Regions from separate parts of the Mus musculus genome. Here all the other regions are linked to region 3. Evidence: chromatin loops called from intact Hi-C (ENCODE). Cell type or tissue: heart. All regions are shown on one strand. Each heading gives the region's core, and the rest is flanking DNA. Links, peaks and the distances in the headings are about the cores only. Region 1 has its middle 19 kb from the start of Laptm5. Region 2 has its middle 7.8 kb from the start of Gm35294. Region 3 holds the start of Sdc3 (syndecan 3). Region 4 holds the start of Mecr (mitochondrial trans-2-enoyl-CoA reductase).

The links. Hi-C counts contacts between places; a loop is a spot of excess contacts. Peaks named below come from ENCODE experiments on the same cell type or tissue, not always from the same donor. Only the 100,000 strongest peaks of a DNase experiment are listed, where the experiment ranks them.
Region 1: it touches region 3 in a loop (5-fold over the local background); 19 of 42 quality-filtered maps call a loop at or near these places.
Region 2: a loop joins it to region 3, with 9 times the contacts of the local background. A loop is called at or near these places in 41 of 42 quality-filtered maps.
Region 4: a loop joins it to region 3, with 2.3 times the contacts of the local background. A loop is called at or near these places in 11 of 42 quality-filtered maps.

What each region holds. Positions count from the first base shown.
Region 1 is chr4:130,891,434-130,896,758 of GRCm38, reverse strand. No RefSeq gene overlaps it. Among named protein-coding and RNA genes, the nearest start is that of Laptm5, 19 kb to the left of the region's middle. In heart, for the core only: a CTCF peak has its summit at 2,876 (motif pointing left); DNase peaks (open chromatin) are centred at 806, 4,348 and 4,628.
Region 2 is chr4:130,876,188-130,881,512 of GRCm38, reverse strand. No RefSeq gene overlaps it. Among named protein-coding and RNA genes, the nearest start is that of Gm35294, 7.8 kb to the right of the region's middle. In heart, for the core only: a CTCF peak has its summit at 2,750 (motif pointing right); a DNase peak (open chromatin) is centred at 2,722; H3K4me3 peaks cover 569 bases; H3K27ac peaks cover 1,093 bases; H3K27me3 peaks cover 1,353 bases.
Region 3 is chr4:130,787,978-130,793,302 of GRCm38, reverse strand. Sdc3 (syndecan 3) reads right to left here and starts at 766. Exons shown (of 5, transcript NM_011520.3): 1 at 501-766. The coding sequence starts at 632. It overlaps Gm12972 (a long non-coding RNA gene), which reads right to left. Exons shown (of 4, transcript XR_001784548.2): 4 at 5,300-5,325. In heart, for the core only: a CTCF peak has its summit at 2,935 (motif pointing left); DNase peaks (open chromatin) are centred at 312, 962, 1,132 and 2,932; H3K4me3 peaks cover 1,143 bases; H3K27ac peaks cover 1,217 bases.
Region 4 is chr4:131,840,723-131,846,047 of GRCm38, reverse strand. It overlaps Mecr (mitochondrial trans-2-enoyl-CoA reductase), which reads right to left and starts at 2,577. Exons shown (of 10, transcript NM_025297.2): 1 at 2,370-2,577. The coding sequence starts at 2,545. In heart, for the core only: no CTCF peak of the experiment used is centred there; a DNase peak (open chromatin) is centred at 2,537; H3K4me3 peaks cover 1,619 bases; H3K27ac peaks cover 1,158 bases; H3K27me3 peaks cover 1,477 bases.

The DNA of each region.
Region 1 (5,325 bases), core at 282-5,281, 100 kb before region 3:
ACAAAACCCTGGCGTCTCACAAACACACACACACACACACACACAAAGGTCCAATCCCAGCCCCACCACTCACCAGCTGTGCCTCAGACCCAAACCCCGAGAAACAGGGCCATGGTTGAAACAGCCCTGTGACAGAGTATGTTGGCCTTCCAAGCCCAGCACAGATGCCCATCCTAGATCAAGTTCTCCCCCTGCTGGCCATATACAGAACCTCACCCAGGCACCTGATAAATCCTAGGGAAAGGCAAGGTGGTCATGGTGATGGTGGTGGTTATGGTTATGGTGATGGTGACAGTGGTGCTGGTGGTGCTGGTGGTTCTGGTGATGATGGTGGTGATGGTGGTGATGATGGTGATGGTGGTGATGATGATGATAGTAATGATGGTGATGATGGTAGTGGTGATGATGGTGATGATAGTGGTGATGATGGTGATGATGTTGGTGATGATGATGGTGATAGTAATGATGGTGATGATGGTAGTGGTGGTGATGGTGATGATAGTGGTGATGATGGTGGTGGTGGTGCTGATGATGGTGGTGGTGCTGATGGTGATGTTAGCAGGGAAGAATAGGTGTTAATTCTAAAACAGTAACAAAGATCAATATGCTCTTGAGAAAACACACACCCTCGTTAATCACTGAGAAATGTGAACAAAACCAGAATACGACGCTACTTCCCATCCATTAGGATGGCTACTGTGTTGTGATCTTTTTTAAAGAAGCAGAAAAGGGAGAAGAAGCAAAAGGAGACAGGAGCAGTCGGTGACGTGCATGTTGCTGGCAGGAACATGAGCTGGCCCAGCTGCTGGTGAGCCTCAGAAACACTAACACAGAACAACCCAGCAGAGCCCTTTCCCAGGACACACCCAGGGGAAGCAGAAACAAGAGCTCAACTGGTTTTGTTCAAGCCTGGGGTTTACAGAAGCATTATTCACAATAGTTCCAGGAATGGGAGTCACCCAGTCTCCATTGAGCGACAGACAAACTAACAGGATGGGTACAGACATGCTCATGGAGTGGTTATTTAGTCATAAAATCAAGAAAGCAAGAACGGAGAGGTGGCTCGGTCGGTAAGGTGCTTGGATCCCTGGCATCCACATAGAAAAGCCCAAAATAGAGGCTCCTATAATCCTGGCTCTGAAGAGTGGGACCAAGAAGATCCCAGGGGCTCCTTGGCCAGCTCTCCTAACCAATCAGTGAGCTCTGGCCAGCTCTCCTAGCCAATCAGTGAGCTCCGGGTGCAGCGAGCATCTCTATCTCAGAATCTAAGACAAGGACAGAGGCTCTGAGCCGTCTTCCCCTGGCAGCTGTGCTCTACCCTCATCAAAGATACTCTTGGGAGCAAGTAGAGACCGGAACAGAAAACCAAGTGGCCAAATGATAGAGAACAACACAATGTCTGTACCTACGACTCAGAGGACATCTCAGAAGATGGCGGAAAGACTGGAAGAGTCAGAGGGCCGGGAAGTCTGCTGTGAGATTGTGTCTCCTAGAAATAGCAGGGCAGTTACACCCAAGGTATCTCACCAACATGGCTGCCTAAGCAAGACGGGAACAAAGACAACACCAGCAAGCACGCTGACATGGAAGGGAAATCTCACAGGGCCCCTCCCCCAGACGAAGAATGATGAACAGTTGCTGAGATGGGGAAATCACTCCTCCCCAAGGACGAGCCCACAATAGCCATACAATCCCAGGTGCTCATCCCTGAAATCATGTATGTATATAACAATAATCATCAAAGGGGGAAAAGCCATGAATCTGAGAGAGTGGGGCGGGGCCATAGGAGAGGTTGAAGCAAGGGAATGTAGGAGGAGTTGGAGGGAGGAAAGAGAAGAGAGAAATGATGTAATGATATTTTAGCTAGGGCTGGAGAGATGGCTCAGTGGTTAAGAGCACTGACTCCTCTTCCAGAGGTCCTAAATTCAATTCCCAGCAACTATGTGGTGGCTCACAGTAATGGGATCCGATGCCCTCCCTCATCTGGTGTGTCTGAAGACAGCGACAGTGTACTCACATAAAATATATAAATAAGCACTTGCGAGGCAGAGGCAGGTGGATTTCTGAGTTCGAGGCCAGCCTGGTCTACAGAGTGAGTTCCAGGACAGCCAGGGCTACACAGAGAAACCCTGTCTCGAAAAAAAAAAACATAAATAAATAAATAAATATTAATAATAATATTTAACTAAACATTTTAAATGTTTATTAAGAAAAAGTTAAAATGCACGAGCACTGCAAAGTCATAAAACATAAGAAGATGGAGAACTACAGACAAAGGTGTCAAACATCTCCTCTCCTCTCGCTTCTGCATGCACACACACACACACACACACACACACACACACACACGTAAACATATAGGAGGTTCTGGCATCCTCTTACAACACAGATAAGCCTTGAGGTTTAAGCAAACTAAATGCACTACGTGACTCCAGTCATGAAGTCCCCAGAGTGGACACTCACAGAGACAGAGCAGAAGCAATGGCTGCCAGGAAGTGGGTAGGCGTGTGAGGTGTTCTGGGGATGCAGACTGGTGACAGTCTCCCAACGAGGAGAGCGTGCTGGATGCTGCTCAACTATGCGTGAACGACAGATAAATGGATATTCTCAGGTTATACATCTTGTTACTAACATTTTTTAACTAAAAATCAGTAAAACAGTTCTGGGGACCTGGGGGGCTTGGGACTGGAAGCCTGGGGACCTAGAGACCTGGGGACCTGGGGACCTGGGGACCTGGTAGGCTGGGGACCTGGGGACCTGGAGACCTGGGGGCCTGAGGACCTGGGACCCTGGTAATCTAGAGCCTGTTATTTAGGACCTGGGGGTCTAGGGCCCTGACTCAGTTGAACGAGTGCCACCTAGTGTCACATTTTTTTGTCAGCCTGACACAGACCTACACACCAGGGGAAAGGGAACCGTCAACTGAGAAATTGCCTGCAGGCAAGTCTGGGAGGCATTTTCCTGATTGTTGATAGATGTAGGAGAACCTAGCCCACTGTGGGCGGCACCACACCTAGGCGGTGCGTAAGGAAAGTGGCAGAGTGATGCATGAAGAGCAAGCCAGTGAGCTGCACTCCTCCATGGTCTGTGCTTCAGTTCCTGCCTCCAGGGTCCTCCCTTGAGCTCCTGCCTTGGCTTCCCTGACTGATGGACGGTGACTTGTAAACCAAATAAACCCTTTCTTGCCCATGCTGCTTTGGGTAGAGGCTTCACCACAGGAACAGAGAGCCATTAGGACACACAGCACACCAAGCTCAGTGTCCAATCCCCAACACAATGTAGTGGTATCCACAGGGCATGGTGTCCACAGCACACAGGAGAAGAAAGCAAGAGGTTAACCTACGCTACATATTGAGTTTAAGGGCAGCCTGGACTACATGAGACCCTGACTCAAAGGGGGTGGGGGAAGTATTGAACTCAGGCTAGTAACAGTCTTCTAAGAAAACAAAGGATCTTTCGAGTAGAACTGTTATATACTTTCCCTTGGAACCAGAGACCCTAGGAGTCCTTCATTTGTTTGTTTGGTTGGTTGGTTTTGTTTTCCCAGACAGGGTTTTTCAGAAAGCAACCCTGGCTGTCTTGGAGTCCTGGACTAGCTTTGTAAACCAGGCTGGCCTCAAACTCACAGAGATCTGCCTGCCTCTGCCTCCTGAGGGCTGAGATTAAATGCATGAGCCACCACACCTGGCTTTGGACGTCTGTAGAAGGGCAGTGTCTCTAGACACTTTCCCTGTTGCTATGATAAAAAATACTCTGACAAATGTAAACTGAGGGACAAAGGTGTTATTTAGCTCGAAGTTCCAGCTTACAACCCATGGAGGCAAGACACCACATTGCATCCTCAGTCAAGAAGCATCGCACCACAGAGACAGAACGGATGCCAGAGCTTAGCTTGCTGTCTCCATCTTGTACAGTTCAGGGTCCCCTGCCCTTCCAGTGGTCCCATCATAATTAAGATGTGTCTTACCTCATTAATTAACATAATCAAGATAGCTCTCCACACGGAGAGACCCAGAAGTCCATCTCTCAGACAATTCCAGATTCTGTCAAGTTGACAATATCAGAACAGATTGAAGCTGAGCAGATCACACCCATCAGTGTGGGCTCTCACGCAGGGATGACCATGCTGAGTTCCGAGGAACAAAGGTTTCCACCAAACAAGAAAGGAAGTCCCAACCAGGGCCTTGGCTTGGAAGGCGCAGGAGCGATAGCAGGCTTTCAGGAGCTTACTTCTACCTACCTTCCCCCAAGCAAGGAAAGAAAACAGGATTTGTCCAGGCGAGAGGATTTGGCCACCGGGGCCAGGCAATACCAAGGAACGGCCACCAGAGGGCAGCAGGTCTCTGCTTTTAAACTGTGGTAGAGAAGATTAAAAAGGTGTGCCCGAGAGTACTCTTCCTGGCAATGTGGGTTGTCAAACTAGGCAAGCGCTTAGAACCGGAGCCCTTGTTCCAGAAGTGGGGCCCCGGGAATAGATGGCTCCCAGACACAGCTGAAACGAGACACAGCATGCATGCCTACATCTGTCCTTTCCTCTACCCTGCAGGGAGCTCAGCCCAGATGGAAGCCCATGTGAAGGAAGGCAAAGAGAGACTGAGAAGGTGACAACGGCACCCACATGTACCCAATGCCGCTGTGGTATGGGGAAACTGAGGCATGCGTTGGCGATAAAGCACCCAAGGTCGTCTGCATCCCTCCTGAGCATGTCAAGCTTCAATGTGGGTGCCCCGAAGCCTCTGCCCCCTCCGGGGCATATTTAGAAACCGTGACATAGCTGTGGTCATGGCTCACAGACCTGCTGAAGGCCATTGATTAAGGACAGGGTCCTTATCAGGCAAAGTCAGCCCATAGTGGGTCCATGGAGAATGGACACTCTAGAGCGTCCTTGCGGCCCTTCCTGGAGGCAGCTGAGATATGGCTTAGGCCCTTTTTGGATTAGGAGCCGTGTGACTTTGGGTGTTTGGAGGTGCACAATAATAAGTCACAAGGTTCCTCCATTTCTACATCTAAAACATGGCCACAGAACACAGACCCACCTTGAAGGAGGCTGAAAAGGTACCGAAGACCCCGGCTTTCCCATCCAGGACTAAGAACACACACAGGGCTTACTCAACTGGTCTTAGGGAAGGAGACACCCTGACCTGGCTCTCTCCTCCCGCCTGGAAAGGAAAACGGGATGGAGACTCTGAACAGAGGTGAAGCTAAGAGTCACTGACTGCCAGCCCTTTAATGGAGAGCAAAGCCTTGGGGATTCCAGCAGCTGGCTGACTGGGCACACGGGAGCTGACCCACACACACCCCAACATTTCACGTCTCCCCTCCTCG
Region 2 (5,325 bases), core at 273-5,272, 88 kb before region 3:
TTTAAAAATCAGATTTCACATCAAAATCCAAATTATCTGCTTCTCTTTGAAAAGTTCAAAGATTTGGCAGGACCAGGCTACCTTCTGGCCTGGCAACTTCCAGCCAGAGCTGAGTAGCCAAGGCCCTGAAGACTCGGTATCCACAGCTCATGGTTCCTTCCAGACTCATCTGGTCCTCCTACCAGCCCTCCCTGCACCTGGACCTCATTCTGGCTGGCTGGCTGGCTGGCTAATTGGTTGGTTGGTTGGTTGGTTGGTTGGCTGGCTGGCTGGCTGGCTGGCTGGCTGGTTGGGTGGGTGGCTGGTTAGTTGGTTGGTTGGTTGGTTGGTTGGTTGGTTGGCTGGCTGGCTGGTTGCTTGGGTGGCTGGCTGGCTGGCTGGCTGGCTGGCTGGTTGGTTGGCTGGCTAACTGGTTGGTTGACTGTCTGGTTGGTTGATTGGATGGATAGATGGATGGATGGATGGATGGATGGATGGATGGATGGATGGATGGATGGATGATTGGTTGGTTGGTTGGCTGTTTGGCTGTTTGGTTTGGCTGATTTTGAGCCACAGTCTCTTGCAGCCTAGGCTGGCCTTAAACTTACTATTAACCAAAGACAATCTTGAACTTTAGATCCTCCTGCCTTGGCCCACATACTACTGGGATTGCAAGCTTGTGCCACCATGTCTGGTCCATGTGGTGGTGTTTTATCTCCCTGGGGCCTGCACTTGGACCTCCTTGAAAAATGAGGAAAAAAATTGAGTTTCTCAGGGGTCATGGATCTTCAGGGCCACAGTGAGCCAGGACAGAGCTGGGACCTAGGGCTCTCAGTTCATCATCCTGAGCAATGCCCAGGAGGCTGGCCAGAACCCAAGTCTCTTGACCCTACAACCCTGGCTGGAAAGATGAGGGTAATACTGGACATTTGTCTTATTTCTCAGTGTTTCCATCTGTCAAGTGGGACAATAATCCCACCCCTATCCCCAACCCCTACCCCACCTGTACCCATGCCTTGATGGTAGTAATGGTAAAATTAGTTTAAAGAAGTGAGGATCTGAACACATGTCCTGCCCTTCTGTTACCACTTGGGGATGCCAGATGCTACCTCCCACATGCCAACGGATGTGCAGGACCTCACTTAGCCCTCCAAGTCAGCTGGGTATCAATCTATTTAGCCCCCAAACCCCAGCCCTCATCCCCCAGCCCCCACCTCCAGCCCCCACCCCCCAGGGCAGGTGCATCAAACAGAGACTCAAAAATGGGGAGCCATGAGTGATATAGCTGGGATTTGGGATTCCAACCCAAGTTCAAGTTAGAATGGTCTAACCTCAAACTGTCCCATAGCAGAAGCCTCTGCCAAGCCTACACATAGCTATTGACAGCCTATTGTGTGCACTACAACTACTGTTGTAGTCCCAGAGGCACAGTAGGGAATACAAGAGATGAAGTCTCCACTCCAGAGCTTAGTCTGAGAGAGAGGTAGGATTCTAAAAGGAGCAGGCCCAGGAAGAGGGCTACATCGGCGAGTTAGCCAGGACCTGGAGGCATTAGTGGAAGTAACCAGGGGAGGAGCCCCTGGAAGATGACATCACACAGCAGGTTCCCACCTATCAGCACCTGGATGAGATATTCCAAGCAGAGAAGGCACGATCACAGGAAGGAGCCTCCACCACAGGGAGAAGTCTGGTGACTTTTGAACATGGAAGGCCACCTAAGGCCAGCATGGCCAGAGCGAGAAGAGGATACAAGAAGAGCAAAGCCCCCATGTCAATTTCCAGTGCTGATAAACCCCTTTCTGGGAGAGTCAAGCCAACCGGGTCCCTGTCTCTAGCAATCCTGGCTTCTAGCTTGCAGGCATGAACATGCAGAGCACGTGGAGCTGGGTGCCTATGCACACATGTGCACATGCACATGCCTGTGCACTGTAGCTCAGCCAGGAAGAAAGACAGAGGGAAAGAGGAGGTCAGACTGACAAGAGCCACAAGTGCCCAGCATCACACAGCTGTGGCCTACCAGGGTCCTCGGGACACTGAGGGGTGCCACCCCCCTTAGCTAAAGGCTCAGGTAACCTGCCCCTCACCAAACAGCTTTTCCACTGTCCTGCTCCAGCCTTAGGGAACTCTGTCTGAGTCCACCCACCTCTCCTTCCAACCATTGACCTGCGTTTTGTGGCCCCACTCCACCTCTACCACAACCTGATGCTGGGGAAGGCAGAACAAGTTCACAGTGGCAATCTGGGGATGTGGGGGCAGGGTCACTGCTTTAAAGGAACAACAAAGTGTTAGCTAAGTGATGTCACCAGCCCAGGGCAGCTGCTGATGGATGTCAAGACACAGACACACACACACATGGACACATGCACTATACACATACATACACACACACACACAGAGAGAGACTAGTGAATATATTTTTGAGTTCTTTTTCATGGCTATCATGTTACCCCCTGGGGCTGATCTGGGACAAAACAGGAAATCCCAGAACCAAGCCTGCCAGATGAGGCAAGGGGCTGGGAATTTGAAACCCCCTCTGCTCTCTACAGCCTCCTATCCGACCCTGCCTCCTGCAAGCTGGGGCTAGCTGCCAGGATTCTCCCAGAGGAGAGGTTCCCCCTCCCCAGGCACTGCCAGGGCTCAGTCACGGAGTCACAGCTGCAAATTCCTGCCCTGTACAAGTCCCCAGACCCACACAGAGCTTCCTAGAGCCATTGTTAAATCCACCTTTCCGGATATGTCATTTCCCTTGCCGTCTTTGAATACAAACGTGAGGTTAGCCTGATGTCCAGCAGGGGGCGGGCATGTTTCATTTGCCAGAGAGCCAGCAGTGGGTTCAGGAGGCGGCTGGAAACAACCCTTCCTCCAGCAGCCTCCCATTAAGACACAGCTCCCCGCCCCCCCGCCCCTCGCGCCACGCACAGAGCAGGCTTCTACACCTTCGCATACACTGGAGCCCTGTCAGGCTGCAAACGGAGCGAACCGGCTCACTTCTGGTCGGGCCTCTCCTGCACATTCTTCACTAGCTGCCTTACCCAGAACTCCATGCCTTTTCGATGCCAGCCTGCTCCTCTACGGGGAGAAATGCCTGGGTGGATGAGTGACTGATGGGTAGAGAAACCCAGCTACCAGCCACCCACACCGTTCAGAAACAAATAATTCAATGCAGACATCCCGGGAGAAGACAATTTTTTTTTTTTAATGGCCAGGCAAGCATTCTAACACTGAGTTATAGCCTCAGGCCTCCCTTTTTTACATTGTTTTATTTTGAGACAGGGTCTTACTTAAAGCTCAGGCAAGCTTTGAACTTAGGATCATCCCAGCTTGGCCACCCTAGTAGTTGGAAAAATAGGCTTAGCCAGCAAGCTCAGTGCAATTTGAAAAATATACAGCACTCGTTGAGTCTAAGGACCGGCCACCTCATGATCTGACTTGACTCTTTTAGGTCTGTTGGGCTTGGTGGTATTACCCAAAGTACAGAAGGGGAAACTAGGATTTTAAGGGGGCCCAAGGTTGCAGGCTATGTATGGGTAGGTGCAGCAGGGTTCCAAATCCAGTCGCCTTCCCCCTTCATTTAGCTATGCACCAGGCCCCACCTATGAGTCTCTGGGTGACCCCAAGAAGTGGAGAAATGTGGCAAAGTCCTGGTGCTTGGCTGGAAGTGTTCTGGCCTAATTCTTAACCTAACCCAAGTCCCATAAGTGAATGCTGGTAAGGCACTCGTGTGTGTGTGTGTGTGTGTGTGTGTGTGTGTGTGTGTGTAACAGAGAGAGAGACAGACAGACAGAGAGACAGAGAGACAGAGAGAGAGAGACCTCCCACAGACCTGCTAAGAAGCCCCCTGTTCCCACTTGCAGGAGGTCCTAAGAAATTAAACTGTTGCCCAGTGCCACTCAGCCATCAGGCCGCAAAGCAGAATTCAAACCCAGAAGCACACATTTGCAAAGGCTGAGATTCCAGCCATGTGTACATTACTATTCATAACACTAGCAAGATTACAGTCATGGAGGAGCAATGAAATAATTTTATGGTTGGGGGTCCACAACAGGAAGAACTGTTTTAAAGGGCAGCAGCATTGGGAAGGGTAAGGACCACCAATTTAGTATGTTCTGAAGAGGCTCTCTGGGCTGAACCTCAGCTAGGTTCACCCGCAAAAGCTGCTGACCTGACAGGCTCCCAACAGAGTCAAGGCCACAGCCCCAGGCACCAGAAGGCAGCTTTGCTGAATAAAAGGGATTCCTCCTCTCCCCAGAAATAACTTATCCTCAGATCTTTGTCTTAATACAAGCCGTGACTAACAGAAACCCTCTCCTTGCCACCACCTTTCTCTGGGCTTCATAGAGTCAAACCTCAGTCTTAACATCTGTAAAGTGGGATAATAGTGCTGGGGTCACAGATCAACTATAGGTTTCTCTCCTGTCAATCTCCTAAGGCTGTGATTTAGCCAAGGGAGATCTCTCATGTATTCGTTTATTCTCCTGCTCATCCATCCATTTAGGAGACTTCCAGACTGCTAGCCTGCTGGACCAAGCCTGTCTGCACTCCTGTTCATCACGTAAATGGGATCAGGGATTGTATGGAAAGTGGAGATCAAGCAGGTAAAGCCGGTGGCAGCACCCAGCACAGAACAGAGCCCATCTGGGTATCATTATAGGTTCTCAAGGAAGATGCGAAGAAGAGACAGTTATTTAGGTAACTGTCACCCAAGGAGACTCTTGCTGATTCGGGGAAGGACCATCAACCCATGGGAATCGGGGAAATTCCCAGAAATGGTGCCAAGGGGAGACTAAATGGGAGGAGACATGAGATTAGAGGTGGGAGTCACTCCGGGCAGTGGCAAAGAAGTTCAGAACCTCAGGGGCCTCTGGGCACACTCGATGATGCCCTGGGCTGTGTCTGCGTCAGTTTGAGGACGCACAGATGGGAAGGCAAGTCTTACTATTGTGAAGCCATGGGCAGAAGAGGGACAGAATCCAATCTGCCTGTGAGAAAACACTGTGTGGGCAAAGTTTAGAAAGACGGGGGCTGGGGCAGAGTCTCGAGAAGCTGTGCAGTGGGTGGACCAGAGGTGGAGACTGAAGAGGCTGTGTCTGAGGTGGGAGCCAGGATGAAGGAGGGAGCAGAGAGGAATTAATTGCAAACACTTCTGTCCCCAGGAAGAGGGGCTGAGGCAGGGCAGTGGTGGAGGTGACTGTGACCACCACGGTGAGTCGGTCGGTCAGCTGGGACTAGAGTGAGGCTGGGGTGGGGAGGGGATGTCCACACACTGAGTCACTTGACTTATTGGATTTCTGAGAAGTCGCGCCCCTCCCCCATGCCCTCGGCAGCCAAGGCCACTCTTCAGAGCTG
Region 3 (5,325 bases), core at 259-5,258:
CACCATCGCTACACACCTGCACACACATACGTGTGCTTTCACACAGGTCCATGGGTCAAAGCACACACCCCCTCACCCACAGTCACACAGCCTTGGCCATGGTGGAACACAGCGTGCAGAATGGGTCACCCTAGTGTGGAGCGGGATGCGGATGCCATCCAGCCATATGGACAGAGCCTCTCCCGTGCCCACACCCACAGGTGCCCACGCACCCTTCTTAGAAGCAGACACACACACACAGGGTCACCCTCATTCACCCTCGCGGGTCACCTTCATCGACCCACCCCCTCCTCCTCCAATGCCCCCAAGGCCCTGCAGGCAGCTTGGGATGGAGTGGGGGTGGGGAGAAGGCGACCCCAGCGGATACCGGACGCACACGCTTCCCGGCGGGGAGGGGACCCCATGAGACCGGGACACACCCAGCGCGGCACGCGCGACGAGGGGACACGCAAAGACACGCGGGGTACACGCTGGGGACCCTCTTGGGGCCCATCACTCACCCCCGCGGCGCGGCCGGCCAGCAGCAGCAGCAGCAGCGGTGGCAGCAACAGCCCGCGGGCCCCGGGCGCATGGGTGGCGGTGTCCACGCGCTGCCCCTGTGCGGTCCCGCGGCGCGGCGGCCCGGGCTTCATGGCGGCCTTTGTTCGCGGCGCGGGCTGCGCGGGACCTGCGCTCGGCTCCTCGGCCGCCGGCTCCGCCTCGCTCGTTCGTTCGCTCGCTCGCGGCTCCGCGCCCACAGCGGCCGCGCCCGCAGGAAGCGTCGCCGCCGCCGCCGCCACCGCCGCCGCCCCCCGCGCAGGCGGGGCGAGCAGGAGGGCGGGGCCGCGGCGACACCGGCACGCGACACCGCCCCCGGCCTCAGTTTCCCCCCGCGCAGGGGGGGGGGGGCGAGGGGCGTTGACGTCTGCCCCCCTACTGTGGATCCGCGAAGCACGCCGTGTGCGAGCCGCGGGAGAACCTGCTCTTCCAGACAGCACCCCGGGTCTCTCTGCTCCCAGTAGGGTGGTGTCAGAGGACCCCGACTCGGGGTTCCCCCTGGTCCTCCTGAGCTTCTCCTTGGCCTGTTTGTCTGAGAGACACAGGCCCCTAGCCACCCTGAGTTCAGGAAGCAGGGGCTTGGGTCAGCTACAGGCACGCATGGCGAACACCAGCACGCGTCTGCTGCTCACACGCTGGTGAAGTCTCCAGTTTCCCATTCACAGGGGCTCAGTTGCACTAAGGGGTCTCCGGGGAGGCTGGTAAGGGTAGGCGTTGGTTAGTTGGCATGTGAGCTGAGCAGGACACCCTTTGATGTCCCTGCAATCGGCACTATCCATTTGATGGCCATGTGTCCTTGGAAAGAAACCCAGAGCATGAAGCTCCGCACCATATAAGGCAGAGTGTGAGATGGGTTCCCCAGAGGGAGTGAGAGGCTGGGGCATCACAGGTATGCAAGGCTTGCCTAGCTAACCTCGGTAGACATCCTGGGGGGGGGGGGGCGTCCACTCTGTGGCTTACAGATCGCTGAGAACGAGCCAAGCCTGAGTAGTAGCTGCCTGTAACCCCAGTACTCATGACTTAGGAGGCTGAGGCAGAGGGATCTCAAAGCCTGGGCTACATACTGAGTCTCTGTATTTTCAAATATAAGAGGGGAGGGAGAGCTGGTGAGAGATACAGCATACTACTTAAAGATGTAAGTGACTAGTTCCCGGTACCCACACCAGGCTAGACACAACGCCCTGTGACTCCAGCTTCAGAGGATCTAATACCTTTAGCCTCCAAGGACACCTGCATTAATGTGCAGAGGTGTGACACGCATGCCCGCGTGTGCACACATACACACGAATAATAAAAATAAATCCTTTAAAAATGATAAAAATAAATGTTGACACTTTTTTTTTAAGGAAGATGGACTTTCAGGCTGACCTTGAACTTGTGATGTAGCTGAGTATGACCTTGAACATCTATTCCTACTACCTCCATCACATCCAATTTGTGCTGTGCTAAGAACCGAACCCAGAGCTTTGTGCAGAAGGGCATGTGCTCCACCAACTGAGCTACATCCCCAGGCCCTCACAAAGAGTCTTTTAAATCAATCCCATTCGATGCGTTTTGGCATTTGAAGCTAAGATGCCTTGAAGAATACAACATGAAAAGATTGACCTGCCTAGGAATCAGGAACTGGCTTTATCACTAGCATAGCCAGGAGCTGAGGGACTCTAGCTTTGGGTTAAGCAAGTGCTTGGGTTCAAATCCTGGTTCTGACAACCATGGGCTCTGGTACTTGTTTGTACAACTTCACCTCTCTGAGCCTATTCCCCAATGTCTGATGGAAATGAAGACCATATGGGCTTCACTTATTCATTCAACAAACATATTGAATGCCTTGTGTGTACCAGGTCAGGGGACAGGCTGGGAAGCTTTTGTGAGCTCTTCCTTTTCGTGTACTGGGAGTTCAATCAATGTGGTTGGGACTGGTTCTGAGGTGCTCTCAAAGGTTTAGCTGGGCCGGGCGGTGGTGGTGCACGCCTTTAATCCCACCACTTGGGAGGCAGAGGCAGGCAGATTTCTGAGTTCAAGGCCAGTCTGGTGTACAAAGTGAATTTCAGGACAGCTAGGGATATACCGAGAAACCCGTCTTGAAAAAAAAAAAAAAAAACAAACAAACAAACAAACAAACAAAAAGGTTTAGCTGGAATCAAGAAGGAGACCCAAGGAGTGGCATGTCAACTTGGTGCAAAGAAAACCTTGGGGCAGCTGGATCTGACTGATGGGCAAAGTACTGAGCTGCCCATGCTGGGAGGCAAGCAAGGCTGACAGTGTTGCTCAAAGGAGCCTACCAGGTTGCCAGGGAGCATGGCCCAGCCTTGCCTTCCTCATTCTGCAAACCCCCTTTACTGAGATCCCGGCAGGAAGCCTTGTGGGGAATCTTGGGCTAGGAGCGCCACCTGCTGCTTGTTATAGGTATAGTCACAGACTGGGTTGAGATGCACATTTAGTCCCTGGAACATCACAGGTCACCCTGCCTATACCACCGTGTGTGTCCTTATCACATCCCCAGAACACGAATGTCTCCTTCCCTGTGCTACCCTCATCCAAACAGACTCCAGAAACTGCCTTCATCCAGCCGCAGGTCACCGGGCAAAGACTTCTTGACTCCAAAGGCAGAAACAGTCCCGACCACGCCCACCCCAGTCCTTCTGTCTTTCCTGGAACTGGGAAAGTCCAGATTTTCAGTGGACAACTGCAGGGCTCTAGCCAGGCCGCCTGTCCTCCACCCTTCTCTCTGACAGGACACCAACCCATTTTTCAGAGCTGAAGAACTGGGCAGCTGTTAAGATGACACACGCTGGAGTCACCCGGGAAGAAGGAACTTCAGTTGAGAAAATGCTTCCATCAGCTTAGCCCATAGACAGATGGGGGAATTTACTTGATTAATGATTGAGAATGTGGAAGAGCCCAGTCCACTGTGAATGGTGTGATCCCTTTGCAGATGTATAAGAAAGCAGGCTGGAGGTAGAGAGATGGCTCAGTGATTAAGAGCACTGGCTGCTCTTCTAGAAGGCCTGGGTTCAATTCCCAGCACCCACAAGGCAACTCACAACTGCCTGTAACTCCAGTCCCTGTGGGTCAGATGCCCTCTTCTGGCCTCCTTAGGCACAAATGCTGTGCACAAACATACAGGCAGGCATAACACTCTTACACATAGAAATAAATAGATAAATAAATAAATAAATAAATAAAATATTTAAGTCAGGTGGTAGTGACATGACTTTAATCCTGGCTAGTCAAAAGACAGAGGCAGTGGCAGACATACTCCTGATTTATTAAGGTCTGCCTGGTCTACAGAGTGAGTTCCAGGACAGGTAAGGCTACACAGAGAAACCTTGTCTCAAAAAAATAAAAAAGAAATAAGGAAGGAAGGAAGGAAGGAAGGAAGGAAGGAAGAAGGGGGAGGAAAGGAGGAAGAGAGAGAGAGAAAGGAAGGAAGGAGGAAGGGAGAGAGGGAGGGAGGGAGGGAGGGAGGGAGGGAGGGAGGGAGGGAGGGAGGGAAGAAAAGCAGGCTGAGCAAACCCTGGGGAACAAGTCTGTAAGTGTACATTCTCTCCTTCGGTTCCTGCCTCCAGGTTCCTGCCTTGAGCTCCTGCCCTGACTTCCCTCAGTGACTGAGGGTGACCTGGGAGCTGTAAGACAAAGTTAACCCTTTCCTCCCCACCTTGCTCTTGATCATTTTATCACAGCAGTAGAAAGCAAACTAAGAGTACACACACACACACACACACACACAAAACCCCCACCATCTTACCACCGAAGCCCAGCCAGGGGAACCTGGACCTTGGCCTCTGCTCTTACCCCCAGGATGTGTTGGGAAGTGTTTGGTGAGTGAATTAAAGAGTTACTGAGGGAGCCACAGTCTATGCCAAGGACATGCTCAGATACAGCCTAGCACGCAGCTGATCCCCACGGGCTGGCTGAGGCGTCTTTCCCCAGTCCTTTGTACCTCTGTGAAACTGTCTTCTAACTACTGGAGCCTCCACCCCCAGCAAAAAAAAAAAAAAGCTGGAGGGAATGTCACCAACACCTCACTCTGTCCAGTGCACCCCAGACTTGACTCAGGAGTGATTATCTCTCCATCTACCTCTCCCAAGGGTTTGGTCAAGCAGATGGGTCCTCAAAACCCCTGGGGAGTAGGAAAAGCTGAGATTACAGAGGGCATCTCATCACCATGCCCCCTAGCCAGTCACCCTCTCGCTCTCTTTGACTCCTCCCAGACCCAGTGCTGTGAGGACCAAGTGACTAATTCCTTGGAGAGAGCCCAGCCCACAGTGAGGGCCTTACCTGCTGGCTCTGAGGGCCCCCCACTCTTCAGTTGGAGAACCCCAGGGCTTAGAGGTCAGGAACTCGCTTCTGGCCTCACAGGTGGGAAGTGTGTGGGCCAGGATTTGAACCAGGAATCTTGACCCAGATCTTTAGAAATAAACAAGTTTACATTGTCTAGGTATGAGTATGTGAGGAGGGGACTTGGACGAAGGTGGCTTTGCAAGCCAGAAGAAGGCATCAGATCCTCTGGAGGTACAGGTAGCCATCAGATCTGATGTGACTGCAAAGACCCCAAATTCAGGTCCTCTAAAAGCATTGCAAGTTTGCTTAACTATTCAACCATCTCTGGCCTTAAAAAATAAATTAATTAATTAAAAGTAAAACTAAATAAATAGAGACGGTGTCACAATGTAACCCAGGCTAGGCTGAAATTCTTTCAGTAGGCCAGGCTGTCCTTGAGCTAACAGAGATCTGCCTGACTCTGCTTTTGAGTGCTGAGATCAAAGGCGTGCGTCACCATTGTGT
Region 4 (5,325 bases), core at 94-5,093, 1.1 Mb before region 3:
TTGGGAGCACCACCTCACTGCTCTCAGTTTGAGTTCATTTCTGAAAATGGAGGCCTGCTCATAAGGACTTTATCACCTCACTGCAGCAAAATCTCCAGGGAAGTGTCTATCCTGACATGATTGATTCCCTATGAGCAAAATACAACTTATGGCTGATGGGTCAGCTCAGCAGTCGGAGGTACTGATGCCCAGACCTGATACCTGAGCTCCATCACCTGTTCGCTAAAGACGGCAGGAGAGAACTGACTCCTGAGAGCTAGCGCGCTCTCTCTCTCTCTCTCTCTCTCTCTCTCTCTCTCCCTCCCTCCCTCCCTCCCTCCCTCTCTTAAAATCAAATATGAGATGTTTGATCTTAGACAAATTAGTCAACCTCTGAACCTCTATGTCTATAATATCCTCTTATAAAATTCTGTTGGATCTTAATTCATAATTTCCGCATGTGAGCTACCAACTAATTACACATATCTTACCAGTCAAAAGAGCTGTTAAGGTTGTCTGGAGTAGGGCTAAGGTGAAAGCACCAATCTGGGAATTAGGGAATCTAGAGTCAGCTCTTTGCCCTAACTTGGCTTAGCTGAGGGTTTGGCAAGGTCACTTCGTTCTCTGGGCCACATCACAAATATACCATACAGGGATAAGAATGAACAAATGTCACTCCACCAAAAAGCCCCGGAAGTTTCCCCTGTGGTGCCTTTATAACTCCTTGATTCACAGCAGACAGAATTACTGTAATGGTTCATGTACCGGCTAGGTGCTTTGACAGTCAGAGAGGAGCTTCGGATAAACTCAGGGGCATGGGCCCTCTGGCCACACCCACTCTAGAACAATGTAAAAGAATATCAACAATAATTCAAATTCCTTGAGAACCTGGGGGGGGGGGGAAGAGAGGCCACAAATTCCAGATCAGCCTGGGCAACACAGGAACACCTTGTCTGAGGGGAGAGAAAGGAAGGGGAGCAGGAACAGTGGGGAACACACCTGCAATCTCAGCACTTGGAAGTTAAGAGCCCAGCCTCTGTTTAAAAAGGGGGATGGGGTGGGTAGGTTTGGAGTTGCAAGCCTTTAATCCCAGCATTTAGGAGGCAGAGGCAGGCCATCCAGGGCTACAAAGACCCAATCTCAAACAAACAAACATACATACATATAACCAAAGGAGCTCCCTCCCCCATTAGAAGCAGGCAACTTCAGCCCCAGTGCTGGGGGCTGGGGGTGGCAGAGGTAGAAGGATCACTAGAAACTCCAGGTCAGCCAAGGCTACTCAACATGTTCTAGGCTAGCTGGGACCATACAGGGAGACCTTAAGAAGGGAAGAAATAATAATAATAAGATGCATGTTGGTAAGCCCAACTTGTCCACTTTTTGTTTGTTTTTGAGGCAGGGTCTCAATATGTAGTTCAGGCTAGCATTACATTCACAATCTTCCTCCCTTAGCAAGTGCTGGGACTACAGGCACACACCATGCGCATCCCCTAAACTGTATTTGAAGATTTTTTTTTAAATTTTTATGTATTTTTACTGTGAGTGTGTATTTTGAGACAAAGGCTCATTATGCAACCCATGTTGGTCTCAAACTCATAACCCTTTTACCTCAGCATCCTGGGATTATGAAACAACTCCTTTTTGCTTGTTTGTTTTGAGACAGGGTCTCTCTCTATAGTCCTGGCTATCCTGGAACTGACTATGTAGACTAGACTGGCCTTGAACTCACAGAGATCTGCGGGCCTCTGCCTCACTAGTGCTGGGATTAACGGCACATGCCATCAAGCTGGGTTTAAACAACTCGTCATAATTAGGCCAAGATGCACACATGGCTTGGTGGAAGGGAACTCGCATGAGAAACAGGTGAATTCCGGCACCTATTCCAATCACTAATTAGCCGTATCATTTTAGACAAGCCCCTCGGCCTCTGTGAAAGGCAAACAATAATCTCCTATTTAAAAACAGGTGTAGAATCTAGGTAGGCTGTCAGACCGTATGTTCAAATTTCTATTCTCACTGGCTGGGTGACTTGGGGCAAATGTTAATTTTAACTTTCTTATGCCTCGCTTTTCTCATCTGAAAAAAAAATGCAATAAATACCCCCAGACTGTTGCTGTGACAAATAGTCGGAAGCATCCACTGAGACAAAGGAGTGACTGCCACAATCTTCAAACCAATATGGGTCAGTAAACTCTGGCACCGGTGCCTCGCGGGTCCTTGGCCGCCGGAAAGCACCGGTGTCGGGTCAGCAAGCACGCCCTGGGGTCTCGGCATCTGTAGGACAGCAGAACCCTCTTCCTCGGACCCTGTCCTCTCCTGGCAGTCCGCCGCCCGCCTCAAAACCCTCCAGGAACCCCAGCTCCCTCCCCGGTGGCGGCGCCGACTCTTACTGGACGACCTTGGCTGGATCCCCATGGTTGCCATAGACCAGCGCCCGCACCCGTGACGGCTCAGAGAGAGCGGAGTAGGAGGATGTGGTCCGGCCGTGGCGGTACCAAGCCTCGAGGAGACCCGCAAGCTGAGGTGCCCGGGCTCGCGCCCCTGTCACTCGCTGGCTGACCAACATGCTGCTTCCAGCACTGGCAGAATCCGGCGCTCTGGACTACGTCATTCGTCCGCGACAGCAAGCCTGAGCCCCGCCCCGCTCGTGACCGCGCCCCCTTCTTTAAAAGAGGCCGCTCGCTCTCTGCCCAGGTATTGGTGTAGGGTTTCTCCCGGACTGGTGTGAGGATTGAGGGTGGGCTACGTAAGGTATTCAGAGACCTGGAGAAGTTGCACAGCTAGCCAAAGCAGCCTACCCATGAAGAGAGTTCAGAACTGGCTTAAAGCTGTGACTGCTGCTTGTCGCGTGGTGTTTCCGGGAAGTCATTTACATTCTGGCCTCAGTATCCCCTTTGCACTCTTTATTGAGATACCACTGTGCCAGACTTTTTAAAGTATCATTTCATCTTCAGTTCCCCCAGAACAACACAAAGACTTTATCAGCCCAGCATCACCACCATCATCAGTTTTTCGAGACAGGTTTCTTTGTGTGTTCCAGGCTGTCCCTCTGTAGACCAGGCTGGCCTCAAATTCAGAGATCCGCTTGCTTCTGCTTCCCAAGTGCTGTGATTAGAGGCATGCTCTACCAAGACTTGGGGACTTCTTTACCCAGAGTTAACATACCAGGAATACCAGGCTCAAATCCTAGCAGCTCTTTCCTAGCTTGGGCAAGTGAGCGCAACTTGGAGCCTATTTCTCATTGATGCCATGAAAATGATATACCTCATTTCAGACGGTTGTGAGGAATGGATAAAACATTAGAAGAAGCCGGGTGGTGGTGGCGCACGCCTTTAATCCCAGCACTTGGGAGGCAGAGGCAGGCGGATTTCTGAGTTCGAGGCCAGCCTGGTCTACAAAGTGAGTTCCAGGACAGTCAGGGCTACACAGAGAAAATCTGTCTTGGGAAGAAAAATAAAAACAAAACATTAGAACAATGTTAAGGAAAAATAAAAACAAAACATTAGAACAATGTTAAGGTTGACAGGATAATACATTGTAAAACCATCAAGCTGTTCAGCTATGAGAGGGGTCCCATGAAGGAAGATGTCGTTTAAAATGCTCACAGCATACAAAGAGATTGGGTGGGAAATGAAAATTCTTTGTAAAAGGTATTAACCTGGAAAGACGCAGGTTCTTAGTTTTGGTGGAAAAGAAACATCAGCATAAATAACCCGTCCGTGGAACATTTGTGTACATGCAAGTGTGCACTGTTGCAGGCTGAAGAAAGGGAGCAAGGAAGTGCTGCAGGAGGCAGTCCTTCCATTCCCAAACTGCGTGCATGGAAATCAGATGAGGTTCCATTTTAGGACTCCTGATTTAGAAACATGGAGAGAGGTACACGATCCAAAGGTATACATTCTTAGACGTTCCCCAGAGTCCGGTGATGTGGTAGCCCAGGAAATAAGTATCAGAGAGCGTTTGAAAGACAAAGATGATTGACCCAAAGCTTGCCGTGGGAAACAAATTTTTCTCTGAGGAGGAGAGCCCACCAAAGCATAGAGATTAAGGTTTTGGGAACTGGACTCAGGCAAATCTAGATTTGCATCCTGGTTCTGCCATTTCCTGGATGTTTGGTTTTGAATTCGTCACTTGGCTTCTCTGTGCCTCTGTTTCCCTCATGGTTAAAATGAAGGGAACTGAGCTAGGGAGGTAGCTCAGTGGTAGAGCACACTCAGTGGTAGCACGTGTGAGGTCCTGGGTTTGATCTCTAACAAGGCAAAGACAAAAAAAGCTCAACAATAATCAAGAGACTAATAGTCCCAAGGTTGTCTTGAAGACCGAGGGAGCGAGTACCACTTGAACCACTTAGCACACTGTTTGACATATGGAACGTTCTAAAACGATTCCAGGAATATGGTGTGAGGATGAAATGAGAGCTATCACTTTGTAAAACACTGGGGTTTGACTCAATAACTGCATTTATTAGAGAAATCTGATACCTACCAGTAGGGGAAAAGTCTGTTCTCACAATAGGTGTGCACTCACGTGAACACCTATTTCCACAGTGACAGGGAGGCATACTTGTGCCAGAAAGTTCACAAGGTCCCTCTGCTGCATCCTCTAGGTGACACTGGGATGTTCCTCTTTATCCCCTCACCCCCACCGCCCACTGGCTCCTCCTCCTCCCCAGGCAGCCAACTAGGAAAGTCTGGAGAATCAGGCTGGAAAGTTTTCCTCCTTAAGGCTGGATTTCATCTCCCTCCACACCCTTTCACCTTTCCCTTTGGTCTAGGCCATCTGGCAGTCACACAGTTTGAGAACAACCGGTGAAGGGGTTTAAGCCTATTGGCCTTAGCTTTGCATTCAAGACCATATGCACTTTGATGCCTACCCTCTTTCTGGCTTTATCTTTTGCACTGTACATAGCCAGCGACCCAACTACACCCAACTCCGCCCTCACCAGCTCTTCCTTGTCTTACGCTTTTATTCAGGTTTCGATCGACTGAAATGAATTTTCCTGTCTAACCTTCCAGGGGAATTCCAGGTTCACATATTGTTCTATTGAGCAAACCCCAATGCCTTTGTAATTTCTCTGGGCTAATGTTATGGCCTTTAGGATACTATCTTGTAGTTATTTATATGTCCACTTCCCCCTCCAGGCAAAATTTCATCTCCGGGATGCCAGCACTCAATATGGGGCCTAACACAGGATAGGCATCATAAATATTCCATGAGTTGCAGGTAATTGAATTTCTTCCTGACCTGGCACTGACTGTGGTACCCTATCCTTCTCCCTAGATTTGGGGCAGCCACTCCAAGCCAGGGCTTTTCTCTATCTTGCAAGGATTGTTGAAGTTTGTGGCC